2 separate regions of the Mus musculus genome follow, and region 1 is linked to region 2. The links are chromatin loops, found by intact Hi-C in ENCODE. Cell type or tissue: heart. All regions are shown on one strand.

The links. Peaks named below come from ENCODE experiments on the same cell type or tissue, not always from the same donor. Only the 100,000 strongest peaks of a DNase experiment are listed, where the experiment ranks them.
Region 1: a loop joins it to region 2, with 2.8 times the contacts of the local background. A loop is called at or near these places in 4 of 42 quality-filtered maps.

What each region holds. Positions count from the first base shown.
Region 1 is chr10:77,706,163-77,714,162 of GRCm38, reverse strand. All of the region lies in intron 1 of Tspear (thrombospondin type laminin G domain and EAR repeats), which reads right to left. It overlaps Gm10272 (predicted gene 10272), which reads right to left and starts at 7,574. Exons shown (of 1, transcript NM_001384208.1): 1 at 7,177-7,574. The coding sequence starts at 7,537. The coding sequence ends at 7,205. It overlaps Gm10024 (predicted gene 10024), which reads right to left and starts at 2,717. Exons shown (of 1, transcript NM_001081452.2): 1 at 2,154-2,717. The coding sequence starts at 2,706. The coding sequence ends at 2,347. In heart, CTCF peaks have their summits at 4,130 (motif pointing left) and 6,732 (motif pointing left); no DNase peak of the experiment used is centred here.
Region 2 is chr10:77,874,751-77,882,750 of GRCm38, reverse strand. Tspear (thrombospondin type laminin G domain and EAR repeats) reads right to left here. Exons shown (of 12, transcript NM_001287074.1): 9 at 7,637-7,866; 10 at 1,502-1,689. Among named protein-coding and RNA genes, the nearest start is that of 1700009J07Rik, 15 kb to the left of the region's middle. In heart, a CTCF peak has its summit at 3,526 (motif pointing right); no DNase peak of the experiment used is centred here.

The DNA.
Region 1 (8,000 bases), 170 kb after region 2:
ACAAACCCAGACCTCTGCCCAAAGGAATAAATACATCCAGTCCTCATCCACTTTCCCCTTTCTCGTGTTCTGAACCTGCCTCTTAGGACCTGGTTATTGCTGGTTGCTTTTAGACAGATATACAACAAGAATTAAGGTTTAGATAAAGAAAAGCAGAAGGTGGAAATTAGGCAGCTTGGCCAGAGCAGGAACAGGAAGAATGCTGAGTCTGAGGAGAAAGTGATTGTTAAAGGGAAGCTGTGTGGCACTGCAGCTGTAAGAAATCAGCCAGGCCCCACCCTTCAAAGGCTCAGCACGAGAACAAGAACCAAGTTGTCCTTTCCTATGTTTGTCACAGCGGTAAGAAAAATAAATGCACAAGGGCTGGCCAGGCCTGCAGACTACATGAGTGTCAGCAGCTGCAGGCGTTTTCATAGTTACTTTCTTATTGCTGTGACAAGATGGCCAACAGGAATCATTTAAGGCTTTATTTCATCTTAGGGTTCGAGATGAAGCCTGTCACCCACGGGGAGGAAGTCATTGCACTGCACTGTCAATCAAGCAGAGAGAGGGAAGAACGCCTTGCTCAGCGCTCTCCTTCAGGACCCCAGCCCATGAGGTGGTGCCACCGACACTTAGGGTGGGCCTCCCCACTTCCACTAACCAGTATAATCACTCACAGGCATGCCCAGAGATGTCTCTTATAGATTGTAGATCTAGTCAAGTTGACATACACTATTAACTATAAAAGAATCCATTTCTCAGGCTCTGGGTCTAGTTTTACCTTCCAATGAGACACCAGAATTCGCACATGTGGAGTGTAGAACACACAAGTGTATGTGGGTATATATAGATGCTTTATGAAACATGGATATGTGGGGGGAGGGTATAGGGGACTTTTGGGATAGTATTTGAAATGTAAATGAAGAAAATATATAATAAAAATTGAAAAAGCCATGGATATGTATGAGGGAGTGTGTGTGTGTGTGTGTGTGTGTGTGTGTGCGCGCGCGCGCATATGCTTACCATGAAGAAGGCAAAGAAATGTGCAAGATTGTGGGTGCCTGAATACCTATGCATTAGCAGGCTTCTCTGTGTGAGGTGCATTTCACTGTGTGATTCTGAGTGCATGAGAGTGGGTATAAGAGTGTATGTGTGTATAATTGTGTGTGCACTGGTCCGAATGTGCACATGAAACAGGGTATGCACGTTCAAGACTATTAGCCCATGGTGACTGCTTCTATCTCTTATGTAGTTTCATACAGATATCTCATTTAAGCAACACAGTGTGTCCTTGATCACCTAGGTATCTGGGTTATAAAATGACTCTTACAACCCATGCATCAGCAAGGTGGGCAGCAGTGAGCATTCCACATAGGAATATGGACTGGCATAGGACAGCGTGCAGAGCTTCAGCAGAGTGTGGGAACCCCTCACCTGCTGTTCTAGGAGGAATGGGCTCAAAAGACTGTAGGAGACTGGAGAGAGACAGGAGGCTGCAACCACCCCTGCTGAGGGAGAGTGTAAACCCCAGGACATTGGCACCATGACTTTGAACAATGCAAATGGACCAGTCTGAGGCATAGGACACAGCTCACTTGATTCACAGAAAACCCTGAACAGGGTGTGCAGTACTCTAGAAGCAGCTACATCAAATCATGGGTCAAACTTGGATGATGTGTTCAGTGTCCATATTGGAAGTGACATGAAGTGATTATTAGATCTGCTCATCATTCGAGAACAAATGGGTAGGTGTGCCACAGAGGTTGTGGGTGGGACTGGTTTTGGTCATAGAACCAAGATCCAGCTTGAGAAAGACACCAGGATACACTGCATAGGACATCATAAGAGAAGAGGGAAATATAGCCCTGGACAATCTACTAACTAACATCTATGAATCCACTGCTGCAGGACTATTGGAAAAAGAGCCGGGGAGGCAGGATGGAGACTCACAAAAGACAGTGGGACTGTGACCGGGGCCAGAGGCTTGAGGGCAGACAGACAGGACAGAGACATGACCACATATATCTACTTTATTGGGCCATGTCCTCTGTCCTGCATTTCAGTGAATGAAGAAGCACAGAGGCTTGACCATAGACAGCACTGATATTACATGCTTTCAGATACTCAAGCAACTAAGAAGAGAGATAGGAACCAGGACAGACATGCAGAGCTGATTAGAGAAGCCATTTTATTTGGTACAGGGATTAAGGGGATGCTGGAGTCATTCTTCTGCGTTCTCGACCCAGTTCCACAGTGGGATGGGCATGCTTGCCCACTTGCCTCTTGCCTCAGTCACAGAGGACAGAGATGGATGGGAATAGATATGTCCCATCTATCATGGCAACCCCTGTTTAGAGACACTGGTCAGCAGCAGGAGGGGTTACAGGTCACAGGTCTGCAGACTACAGTTGGACAGGATGGTTGGCAGCCTCCAGATGACTGACAGGAGGAGGTCACACAGACAGGCCGGCAGCTCACAGGCATACACACAGAGGACTGGCAGGAGGGAGCCATGCACACAGTGGGCCTGCAGCTTACAGGCACACAGCAGGCTACCTGGTATCTAACAGGAATGCATATAGCAGGTCTGCAGCATGCTGACTGGCAGGAACTAGACACACAGCAGGATGACTGGCAGGGGTTGGACACACAGCAGGATGGCTGGCAGGGGCTGGACACACAGCAGGATGGCTGGCACCCTGAAGAGCAGCTGGTGTGACACATGGTAGAGGCTGGCTGGTTTGGAGGAAGGTGAGGATGTCTGAAGCTCCTTCCCAGGGTGGCTTTTATACCCAGCTCAGTGTTCCAATTACCCAGAATGCATCTGGCATTCCTTGTTTGCTTCCTCTGACCTCCCAGGTTAGCTTTGCTATTGTCTGTGTACATGATTTGTTTGCCCTCAGCCTCATGGCTAATTATACCTGTTCCAGCCCCTGCTGAGTCTGGGCTCCCATCTCCCCTGGGGCCATCTGGAGTCTACCAAGTTCCATCACTTCCTGTTTCTGCATATGAGATCCCAAAGTTCCAGGGGTCCAGAAGTTCTCCCTGTGTGAGAATCCTTACATACCCACAAAGATCCCACTTCTCATAGGGTTAGGAAAGGGTTTGAAGGGAGGCTGAATACAGGAAGTATCTTCTTATGATCCACAGATGGAGTCAGATAACAGGCAGAAGCAAGGGCATAGAGGGCACCTCTCTTTCTGTGTGTGTGTGGGGGGGTGTAGGGTGGGTGTGTGCATGTAAGTATGCACATGAGGTTCAAAATTAGTGCATGTGTTTGTGAGTGTAAATGTCTGTATAACCATACATGTGTATCTATGACTGTAAGCCCATGTGTGACCATATGACACTAAAGGCCTGATTTCTTCTCCACCCAAGCCTCCCCAGTCCCTGCTACCTTGCCACATCTACTGCTCTCCTTGGGCCACCTGCTTGTCCTATGGTTCTGTGTTGCTCCATCACTGCCTGCTGCCCTCCTAAGGTTGGGAGAGTTGCTTGCTTGCTGCTACTGCTGCTGCTCCTGCTGCTGCAGACCCCCCCATGTGGTTCTGTGGGAAGGACCCTGTACCCCGGGTCTGCCCCTGCCAGATGGCCTGTAGTGACCCTGAAAGCCACCAGTCCCCGAGATGCTGTGCCCTGCTAGCCCCTCAGTCATGTCTCCTCTGCTTGCTGCTGATCTCTCCTCTGCAGGCCCTCAAACACTGGCCCTGCCTGGATTAGACCTGTCATTCTGGTCAACACTCCATCATGATTATCCAGATTTACAAAGGGTCTCCTCTCCACAGGCCCTACAGGTGGTATGGAAGCACCACCCAAACTCTCGGTTTCTATTCTCCTTACCTGTCCTCTCTGCTTTGAAGAAAATCATACCTGCCCCTGAGTGATCAGAGTGTTAAGACTCTCATCCTTTTTCTGCGATCTCTTGTTCCAAACTCCCTTCCTAGGGACCGGCCTGTCCCCTCAGTGAGATCCTAGCAACCAGATGGAGGTCAGGAGAGACCTGAGGGCTGGTGCTATGAAGGGACCATAGGAAGATTCATCTTCACTATCAACTTGAATGGATTTAGAATCACCAAGACATGGAGGCACATCTCTAACAGGTCTGTGAATGTTTCCAGGGAAGATTAACTGTGAGTCTAGACTCTCTTTGAATGGAGTGGCTCCCTCTGGTGGGCCAGGATTAACAAAAAAAATAAAGAAGAAAACTAATAAGTTAAAAGTGTTCTTATAGCCGGGCATGGTGGCGCACACCTTTAATCCCAGCACTTAGGAGGCAGAGGCAAGCGAATTTCTGAGTTCAAGGCCAGCCTGGTCTACTGAATGAGTTCCAGGACAGCCAGGGCTATACAGAGAAACCCTATCACCAAAAAACCAAAAAAAAAAAAAAAAAAAAAAAAAACAGAAAACCAAAAACCAAAACAAAACAAAAAAGTGTTCTTATCTCTATTTTGCGGCCCATTGTGACTGTTCTGCCCCCCTCCCCATAGTGAATTGAAGTCTCTGAATCCAAAAGCTAAAACCTCTTTCATCCTTTAAGCTGTTTTACTGGGTAACTCAGCACAGCCATGCAAAAATAACTAATACAGAAAATTAGTCAGCAATGTCGGGACACTGTCGTGACTAACCCTGACTATGTTTCCTTAGGCCTTTGACTGGTTTGGATCTGTTGTGAAGAGTTTTGACATATAGGCTTTATGACTCTCAGAAGCTATACAAAGAGCTAATGAGACACCCAGGTGAGAACTCAGAAGACTAGAATGCCAACAGATGTGCTTATCAAGTTTCATGATGCTCTTGGGCACTGGACCAGAGGTCATCCATGTGGTATTCTACAAGGGAATTTCCTCTGAGTCCAGAAATGCTACGCAAGGCTGAGTTTATAAGCAGTGGCTAAATTAACCATGTGGAAGAGATTTCAAGGCAACAGAGAGTTCATGCAGTGGCCTGGTCATTGCTGAGGGCTTTTAGACAGATTTACAGTGAGAATCAAGAACTAAAAGCAGAGCAGTTGGGAAGCCATGCAGCCTGGCCAGAAGGGAGGCAATCAGAGTGCCATGGTTGTAGAGGGTATAGCTGTCAGAGAGATCAATGTCATTAAAGAGAAGTCAACCACTCCATCCTGGAACAATAAAGATCTGGCCAGATCTTACTGTACATCAGAGGTTCCAGAATGAGAACATGAGCCAAGATAAATCCTGTACCTTTAAATGATTCATCCTTTACTGTCTCACAGGGATGAGAGAAGCTAACTCTGCAGAATTGGTGGGACCTCTGCCTGTGCCTCTGAACGGCAGAGAGACAAATAAGACTCTCAGATTAGAGACCAGAATGATGCACAGGCATGCTTGAGTGAAGGTGCATGAGTGTACAGAAATAAGCGTGGCTGTGTGTCTGCAGAAGCATGCAAACATGCAAAGAAGTGTGAATGTGTGTGTATGTTTGTGTGTGTGTGTGTGCTTATGAGTATGCTAAGACACACAGATATGGAAATGTGTAAGTACGAGCACCTGGATATATGGGTATGAGTGAGTGTACACACATGTGTATGTATGAGCTTTTCCACATGTGTTCTTTTATGTGCACAAGGGTATGAGAACAAGAGTATATGTGTGTGCATGTGTATGTGTGTAACTGGGATGTAAACACACCATAGGTGTATGGCATATACTGCATGTTCAGGGCAGTTAGTTTTATTCACACAGCACAGGAGAACCCTGACAACCCTGGCAGCTAAGGGGTAAAACAATTTTTACAACTCATGTCTCATGGCCAGCCTGAGAGGAATAAAGGAAACATTTGGAGCTCAAGGCAGCCAAGAGTGGGAACTCCAGAGTACCAGGTGCAGGATATCATGGGGTGCAGCAGAGGAGGAGACATCCATGTCTGTCTGTCTCAGGAACATCACAGGGAGCAGTCACAAGAGACTGCAGAGATTGAGGATAGAGCCAGCCAATGGAGACGGACTGTCACCAACACTTCCCAGAGGAAACCCATCCCCAAAGCTATACATAGCCTTGAACGACCATCTTCTACTGTTAATGGGATTTAAAATCACCATGGAAATGTGCTTCTGGGCATACTGATGATTGTATTTCCAGAAAGATTTGACTGAGGAGAACAGTCCCACCCTAAACATAGTCAGCACAAGCACTGTTTGACGGGTCGTGATTCCAATGTGCTAAAACAGAGAAGGCTAGCTGAGTACCAACATGCAATGCTCGCTTTGCTTCCTGACTGTAGATGCAATGTGAGCTACCACCTCACCCTCTTTCCACTCTGACCGGTTATACCCTCAAACTGTGAGCCAAAATATGCCCTTCCTTCAGGTACTAGTCACTGGATATGTTGTCCCAGAAAGAGGGACAAAGAAACTAACCCAATCATTGAAAAGATCTGAAATAGAAACATAAGTGACCCATACCATGCCTTGAAAAGATCCAGAACAACGCACACGTGGCTACGACAGGGGCCACCCCAAGAAGTTGACGAGACGTGTGTTCTAGCTGCTTTACAGGCAAGTGACTAGATGTGTGTCCATCATATTGTAATTGATCAACAATAAGAAAATGAGCATACATTTCCCCAGTACTGAGGTGATTCGGAGCCACAGTCTATATGACTGAAATTCAAACATTTCAAAGCTGCCCAGTAGGAAGAAAGTCACTGTGACTTGGGACACAAGGCATCCACAGAGGACAAAGAAAACCTTTTATAAAACACTCTAGGACTATGCATGGGCACCCCCTGCAGGGGAAGGCAAGAAGGAGCAGACACTGCAAAGAGATACAGCAAGTCCATCCCAGAGGCCACAGGGATGCCAGGGGCATAAACACGCCACACCCTCCTCCTGGCAAGCCATGACTTCGTGCTGCCTCCTAAGGAACCTCCTATGGTGAGTCTGCATCATAGAAACCACTAATCTTCTATGCTTCCTGATGCCAAAGCCACCAGGAAAGACAGACAGGAACCAGGAGAGACATGCACAACTGACTAGAGAAGCCACTTTATTTAGCACAGGGAGTAAGAGAAGGACCCTGGAACCAGGACATCCTGAGAGAAGGGCAGGGAAAGAGGTATCTGTATTATTCATCTGTGTTCTCTCCCAAGTGCCAGGGTGAGCTAGGTGTGCTTCCAGTCTGTTTCAAGTGCAGAACCACCACCACAGAGGGAGGGGATGAACATGTCCCATTTGCACTGGCAGCAGCTGGTTTGGAAACACTGGTCAGCAGCAGGAGGGGGTACTGCAGGTCACAGGTCTGCAGACCAGGGTGGGGCAGGAGGGCTGGCAGCATCCAGATGACTGACAGGAGGAGGTCACACAGATAGGCCGGCAGCTCACAGGCATACACACAGAGGACTGGCAGGAGGGGGCCATGCACACAGTGGGCCTGTAGCTCACAGGCACACAGCAGGTCACTTGGTATCTAACAGGAATGCATATAGCAGGCCTGCAGCATGCTGACTGGCAGGGGCTGGACACACAGCAGGATGGCTGGCAGGGGCTGGACACACAGCAAGATGGCTGGCACCCTGAAGAGCAGCTGGTGTGACACATGGTGGAGGCTGGTTGGTCTGGGAGAAGGTGAGAATGTCTGGAGCTCCTACCTGAAGTGGCTTTTATACCCAGCTCAGTGTTCCAAATACCCAGAATGCAGCTGGTCTTCCTTGTTATTTTCTCTGACCTCCAGCCTAGTGTTGCTGTTGTTCATGTTCTTGTTTGGTTTGCCCAACTCCATGACTAACGCTGTTCTCTAGCTGCTGCTACATCTAGGCTCCCAAGCCATCTTCTCCTGGTGCTACCTGGATTCCAAGCCCAATGAAGTTCAGATTTCTTTACCTGAGTTCCCAGAAATCCAAGAGTCCAAATATACTCCCTGTAGGATGACAGTCCTCCCACAACCACAGATTCTGGAAGGCTCTGCAACACAAAGGAGGTTGAACACAGTGCATGCCCTCATTCATCAATGTCCTGAGGAAAGGCAGGTGGGACAAGCCAAATCCTTGAAAAGCAGGTGAAA
Region 2 (8,000 bases):
GGCATGTCATCAGATTCCACCTGGAGCTGGAGTTACAGAGGATTCAGTGCTGCCCCGTGCAGGACCTGGAAACTGAATTCTGAGTCCCCTGGTATTGCAGCAAGCACTCTTCACCACTGAGCTGTCTCTTCAGCTCTTCTAAAGTGGATTCCCAATCCCACCTTCTTGTTCCACTTGCTTTCTTTCAAAAGGCCTACTGGGTGCTTTATTCTAAACCTAACTCTCAGCAGACTCCCAGCTCCAGATGTGGGAGTCTGGTATGGCAATATGACTCCCTCCAAGGGCCACTGGGTCCAGAGCCCCACAGGCAGCTCTGTTGAGATTGGTTCTGGGCTGGGCTGGACATTATTACTATTTCCTCTTTTTGTTCTTTGTCCCAGGTGTTATTTTTATTTTTATATTAAAAAAATATATATGTGAGATTGTCAAAACTAAACATTGTGGGTACCTGTCAATCAAAGAGTGGGCCCAAGTAGAAGCCCTTCCTCCCTTTCTTACCTTCCTGGACCACAGCCAGGAAGTCTGTGTGCTGCCTTGCCATGATCCCCCTTGCATCTTTATAGCCGTGCATCCCCATGAACACACAGTACCTGTGTGACCTGTGATGCGACAGCTATCAACCTTACATTTACTTGACTGTTGGCCTTAGAGTCTTTTCTTGGAAGAGTCTAAATTCCCTCAGTATTTTCTCTCTCAGGCTGAGGAGTACCTGGCACTCAGGAGGGGTGGCGAATATCTCTAATAGCTCTTAAGGAATAAAGAGCCCAGTTCCTGCTGCATTCTAGATTGGTAACCACACTGGGTCTAGCCTGAAGCTCAACCCTGTGACTCGGCTGTCACTGTCGGGACAGTGTAGCTGCAGCTGAGGTTTTCTTAGAGGTAGTGAGAGTCCTCCCAGAGGAACGCCACGAGGGCGGGGACAACTCTGCCTTCTCAGTGCTGAGGTGGTGGCCCTGCAGAGCAGGTGGGTCAGGATCTAGCAGCGCATGGTGGGAGGGGACACCTGTCTGAGGTCCTGGACCTCCCTGATGCTCATGCGTGTGTCATGACAGACAAACCATTTCTCCTTGTGGAGGTGCTGGGCCTTCTCTTGGGGAACTCACATCGCTAGACTTTTCTCTCTTTTAAAAAAAAGATTTATTTATTTATTTATTTATTATATGTAAGTACACTGTAGCTGTCTTCAGACACACCAGAAGAGGGTGTCAGGTCTTATTATGGATGGTTGTGAGCCACCATTTGGTTGCTGGGATTTGAACTCAGGACCTTCGGAAGAGCAGTCAGTCCTCTTAACTCCTGAGCCATCTCTCCAGCCCCTAGGCTTTTCTTGAAAGAAGAAAGCAGCCACAGATACAGGGCCAGCCACAGCGATGGTCCTCATTATCATGTCTACCTGCTCTGGATAAGTGTCCTGGGAGGAAGTTGGGGATGACCCCGGCAGGCCTTTCCTGTGTCACCCACCCATCAACTCACTCTGCCCTTGCAACCACCTGGTTGGTACCTGCAGGTGGGGATGTCCTGGAACTTGACAAAGGTCTGAGCGGTGATGTTCAGCTCGTAGATAACAGAGCTGAGGACATAGGAGTCATTTTGTGCCTGCATCTGCACATCGTAGCTGTGACTGTTTGCCACTGCAAGGAAGATCCTCTCGCCAATGTGGAAGACCTCCCAGTCTGCGGCGCCGAATGTCTGGAGCAAATGAAAAGCGGTGGAGGAGGCCCGGTGAGGATGGCTCCCATCCCAAGCCACTAATATCATCACCACTATGCCCGGTGACCTAGAGCCAGCTCTTCCACCGAAGCCACCTGGCTGCCATCCTTTTACCAAGACTCCAAAACAGAGTTCCTCTGCCTGTTTGCTCCAAAGGTCACTCAGTCCCATGAGGTGTGAGGTGGTGGAAGGAGTGGGCTGGAGACATTCACAATCCTGGTCCAGGAGGAGGCCCTGAGCAAGAGGGAATGTCACTAGGAAAGCCCTAGTAAGTATGTGACTACCTAAGAAGACAGAGGGACAGGAGGCCAGGACATAGGGAGGAACATGCTAGCCTGTATGGGGGTCTAAGGTTGAGGATAGTGCTCTACCAGTGGTCAGGAACCCCAAGCCACAGCCAGGGGCTCTGCAGTCTTAGCTCCTGCTCAAGTCTATATCTTCTGCCCTGAGCTACACAAAGAGAAGAAGCTGCCTTGTGGAGGTGAGGGGTGGAGCCTGTGGCAAGAGGAAGAGCTAGATCAGGAACTACTGTCCATCTGAGAGCCGAGGCTGCCACCGTATGGTCTCAGGGCCTCAACAGAAAGGCTGCCCAGGAGCGAGGAAGGTGGAGGGCACAGAACTCAGGCTTGGAACTAAAAGCAGAATATAGACACAGCAAAGCAAAAGCTAGAACCTAACTTCCAGAGGCCAATGGGACCAACAGCTAATTGTTAGAAGCTCAACTCTCCTCTGAGGGTGAAAACAGCACATGCAACTGCTATAAGGAATCATCATGTCTACTAGCCAGTGACACAAGTCCTATGGGGACAGGGGTGAACCCTGCATTTGGGTACAGTTGATTCCTGCTGGAATGTTCATTAGGTGATTCCCCTATGTCTCAGGATAACACCTTGGGCCAGCATCTGTTGGGATTCTCAGTGAACAATGGGGACCTGAACCCAGGACAGGAATGTTCAAGCCACACAGCCAGCAGCTGCTTCTCTGAGCAAGGCAGGCTATCCTGGGGCTGATCCAGGTTGTCCTAGCTGGGTACAGAGTGAGCCATGCTGTAGATTGTGCTCCAGACAAGTCAGTCACATGCCCTTGCTTCAACTGAGCAGAGAAGTCTCCTGCTTGAAGGGCATCTTGCACAGCCAGTGTAGGAAATGGCTCTGGGATTTCCATGTGTGTGTTCATATGTGCAGGTATACATACATATGTGTGCACGTGTGTGTGGAGGTCAGAGGTCGACCTCAAGTAGTATCACCCAGTAACCATTTGCTTTGTTATTTTCTGAGAGAGGATCTCTCTGTAGGACTTGGGGTTCATCAATTAAGCTATCGGTCAGCCCCAGAGATCGCTCTTCTCTGTCTCTCTAGAATTTAAGATTACAAGCATTTGTTTACTTACTACATGCCTAACTGTTGTTGTTATTGTTTTCAAGACAGGGTTTCTCTATGTAGCCCTGGCTGTCCTGGAACTCACTCTGCAGACCAGGATGTCCTCAAACTCAGAGATCCCTCTGCCTCTGCCTCCCAGTGCTGGGATGAAAGGCACGCGCCACCGCTGGCCTGCTTACTCCTAACTTTTTAACCAGGGTTCTAGGGACCAATTGGTAGATAAGCACTTTACCTACTGAATCATCTTCACAGCCTTCCTCTGGAGGTTATTATTATTATTATTGTTATTATTATTATTATTATTATTATTAAACCTGCCCTCAGTATAGGTCAGTTAACTCCTTGTCTGCACACTACCCAAGAGGCCTTATTCCTTGGATGTTCACAGTCTGGCAGGCCAGCAGAACGTAACAGCATTCTCTCCACAGACAACAGAGGGCGCCAATACCCGCTGAGCTCAGCTGCCCAGGTAGTGGGGCAAGAACCAGCTGGGAATCCAAAGAGGAGGCAGCTGGGAGACTGATCCAGAATGAGCTTGAGACGCCTGCGAGGCATAAGATTCACCTGAGGGATGAGACTCTGGAGGACAAGAGGTCCAGGAGCCCTGGGTCACAAAGCCTGGGGCAGGGCGGAGACTTTCTGGATCAGCCTACCTTCTCACAGGGCTGTGTCCAACTGTTGGGACCAGTCCCAGGACTACTCCAGTTAACCCGCAGCACCTTCAGACTGCCAGACCCCCACCCAAGCAGGGCAGAACACAGGTAGTGCCCTGAATGCCACCATATTGTTTCTTGTAAGTTAAGTGCTGAGAAAATAGTCCCTGCCGATGACATACATGTTACATCCCTGCAGGCATACACACTCACAAACACACAGGTGCACTCTCATGCTCACAGCACATGTGTACATGTATGTATATGCACAGGAATCTGTGTGTGCACATACACAGGAATATGTCCACACACGTGTATGACACATACACAATGTCTGTGTGCACAGACACAAATGTATGCGCACACCTGAAAGTGTGTGTCTGAACATGTGTATAGGCAGGTGCCTGTGTGAATGTATATACACACCCATGCAGTATGCATCTCCCTCAGGATCACCAAGGCTTCCTTTTCAGCTCTGAACTGCTTGCTGTCTGCTCACCTGCAGTAATGGGGCCTGAAGGTTGCACAGGAAGTCCTGGTCATGGCTGTTCTGTGCCACCCCAAGGTAGCAGGAGGCTCTCCTGGACCTGTGTGAGAGGTGTCACCTTCCTGCTGGGGCCAGGCCAGCCCCAGGGAGCAGCTAAGTGTCTTTCCTGCCACTCAGAAGCCCAGAGCTGGGGGTGGAGCTTTGGCAGTGCAGAAGAGTGGCCGAAGTGTAGGGGAAGAAGAGGGAGTCAGTGGGTGGGAAGGCCGGAAAGGGTTTCAGGAAAGCAAAACTAAAGGGACACCAGGAGCATGTGGGGAGCAGAGGTGAAGGAAGCCACTATGGAGAGCCCATGGGGAGACAGAGACAGCTTTGGGGCACAGAAAGGGCAGAAGCTAATGTATGTCAGGAGTCCTTCCTCATGGGGTATGTGAGGCTCACCCCACTGGGCAGGTGCTGGGTCAGGGGCTTCAGTCACCTCTTGGAGAGCCTGCTGTGTCCCTAAGAGAGACACAAAGCCTGCTGTGTGCTCAGGTAGGTGGGGCTCAGAGGCAGCTCAAGCTCCTGTCCTCTCTTTGAGCCAGGTGGGCCAGGGCCAGGGTGCTGACTTAGAAAATGTGGGTAACCCCCAATATCAAGTACTTGAGAAATGATATTCTATTCTCCCTTTATCCCTCACAATAGTTGGGATATAATCCTATAAAAAATTTCTTTTCATTTATCTAAGATTCACGTTGTCCATGGTTCCTTGGGAGTGTCTGACAGGGACTGGTGGAGACCTGCAGGGACCCAGTCAACTCAATCTCGGAACCCTTAGCTGGCCAGGTGGCTGGCTCACAGCTAACTAGTCACTGGCTGCAAGGATTCCCAGGGCCAGCTACCAGACCACCCCCTCCAGGCCCCAAGTTCTCACTACCCCCACTACAAGCCCCTCCCACTCAAAGGTGAAAGGGCAGCCACAGGCTAGATCGGGCGCTGTAGCTTAGATTGCTCCTGGTGCTGGAGCCCAGACAGTCAGATACCCTCTGGGCTAGAATGCCTTCCCTCTCTCTTAGAGGAATTCCCCCCAGAGAGCTGCCTGCTGTCCAAGCATTTGGGTGTGTGCCACCAGAGTACCTTGGCAGGATAATGGCACTTCCAGGAGCTGCTGCCAGGAACACCTGGCATCCCACAGCTCCCATTAGGGTGGGTAGGATACAAAGGCTGCCATCAATGGATTAGTAGCCGGGCAAAAAAGACTGGGCCTGGCTTTGATGGGGCTGGGGGGATGGAGAGAATGAGGATGTTTTTGTGGTCTAGGAGTGCCAGGAGAGGAGGGAAGGAGAATTCACAGCCAGGGCTGCCTCAGCTGCCAGGGAGGACAGTCAATCAGAGGCCCCTCACAGTGGGCACTCAGGCCAAGTAGGCACCCAAGGTTGCCAGGAGATGCACTCCTGAGGTCCCTGTGCACAGCGCACTACCTAACCAACTCCCGATGACCCCCTATGTGCTCTTGCCTGACCACAGAGGTCTCCCCCATATCTGGTGCCTTCTCAACCAGCAAAGGTCAGGGCCAGTTTCTGTCTGGGTAAATGCAGAAGTCACGGGTATGCTGTGGTCTTTACATAGCCCAGAGCAGAAGCATCCAAGGGCCGCCCAAGTGCTGGTGGCCTGAGAGGGATGCTTTCTGACCATACCTATGTCACAGACCAGGAAACTAAGGCAGCGAGGCATCCTTATGGCCAGGCCCCAAGGGTGGTCATGCTGGGGACATGTGTTCATGCAACACACACTCTTGCACATGCAAGTATCTGCGAGCAACAGTCCTGACCTTCAGGACTCACTCAGTGTTATTCTGACATCATATCTGATGAGGTCATTACCTACTCCTGCGAACCAGGTAGCTGCTGATGTCTCTGCCCTGCTCCCACAAACCTTACTGACGCCTCCCAAACCACAGAACACTGGCAGCTGCAAGATCAAAGTCTTTAGTAACCTCAGAAGCAAATTCCCACCTGCGTGGTGCCCAGAGCTGGTTCTGAGGCTGCGTGACTGGTCTGTGTGCTTTCTACTTGGTGGTGGAGTGATTTTTTTTTCAGAGCCAAGGTTTGAACCCAAGGCCTGTGTGTGCTACACGAGCTATCTATTGCTGACACATAGCCTGGTCTGGTCCCCAGAGCACACTTTGATTTCAAGGCCCACTCTAGAACCATCCAGGCAGGTGAATGGGAAGCTGGCCCTGGCCTTGCTATCACCACCTTGGGACCCGCAATCTGGGGCAAAAGGCCGGACACTGTCACTGGTTGGAGCTCTGATGTCCGGTGTAAACACCTGGTGATGGGGAGGGTCTGCCCTTTGCTCTTTAGGATCCTTGGTATGAAATGGCAGTATGGATGTCTGTAAGCTCCTAGGAGGGAGGGAGGGACGCACTTTGTTCATTCCAAGGCTATATGCCCTCAAGCTTCCCGCCTCTGGACCAGTGAGCCAAATAAACTTCCTTTGCTTACAAATCACCCTGCCTCAGGTATTCTGCTGGAGCAGTGGACCAAGGGCCCCATCATGGAAGTCTCTGCTCTAAGAGTAAGTCTCTGGCATTTCTACTGGAACGCTTGAAACCCTGGAGGGTGTGGCTAAGAAAAGCACCTTTCAAGAGTCTCTGTCTGCACCACTCCACTCCACAGTGGCAGTCAGTCTCTGCTCTGACCCTGGCCCTAGGCTTTAAGATTCCTGATGCCTGGAGTCTCCCTTTGAACCACTGTGCACTTAGCCATGGTGCCCTGGGAGTGCCTGCTCTACGGATGGGAGCTTGCCAGGTTTGAGTCCCTGCCCCACAGACCCTTCCAGAAAGGCACGCCCTGCAGAGGTGGGTGTGTATCCCCCACAGCTTGCAGGTATGTACAGGGTATGCAGTCTCGTTTGCTTCAAAGCTCGTGTTTCATGACATTGCAAAAAGGCAAACAGTGAATGTATTAAGGCATCTCCAGGGCTGAAAGAATTTAAGCAAAGGAAGAAAGACATTGGCAAAGCATGAAAGTGGACTTCTGTGGGTTCTGAGAAGTTTGGGGGGGGGGGAGGTGTGCTGCTTATAAGGGTAGCCTGTAGCTCCAGCAGGGCTGAGCCAGTCCCTCCTCTATGTGTCTTTGGTGATTCCCGGGGGCTAGTGGCTTCCAGCTGTCTCTGCCTCTGCACCCTGCCCTCTGCTACTGTTCCAGCTGTGTCCCTCCCCCTCCTTCAGCAGAGTCACTCTTGGGGCTGCTCTCCTGTGCAGCACGGAATCAGCCGGCCCTAAGGCTCAGGGTTCTGCTATCTAGTATAGATCTCACCACAGCTTCATAGAACATATTCCCCCTTCTCTTTATCTTTATATAAACACATCACACACAACACATGGGGTCCATGGCACTGTGCAGTTGAGAACCCAGGCTCCTTACCAGGAACGACTGGAAGAGCTGGAAAGCCCCGACCAGCCAGATGTACAGGTGGGAATGCACCTGGGTGGAAGTGCCATTGAAGGTGTTGGCCACCACCAGGAAGGAGTAAGGCCCCACGGTGAAGAACTCCCAGTCGTAGGCACCCGACGTGGCAATGGACTGATTGGCTTCAAAGAGCTGGCTGCTGGGGTTCCACCTGTAGACCATGCTGTCGATGTTGTGGTTGTCCCCTGGAACCAAGGTCAGAGCTGGGGGAGGGGCGCTGTCCCCTGGGGTTCACAGCTGCTTGCAGGACACAGACAGCTACTGTGCCCATTCCTTGTATCCCCAAGTCCCTCCCTTACTGCACCCCTCAGGCAATCTC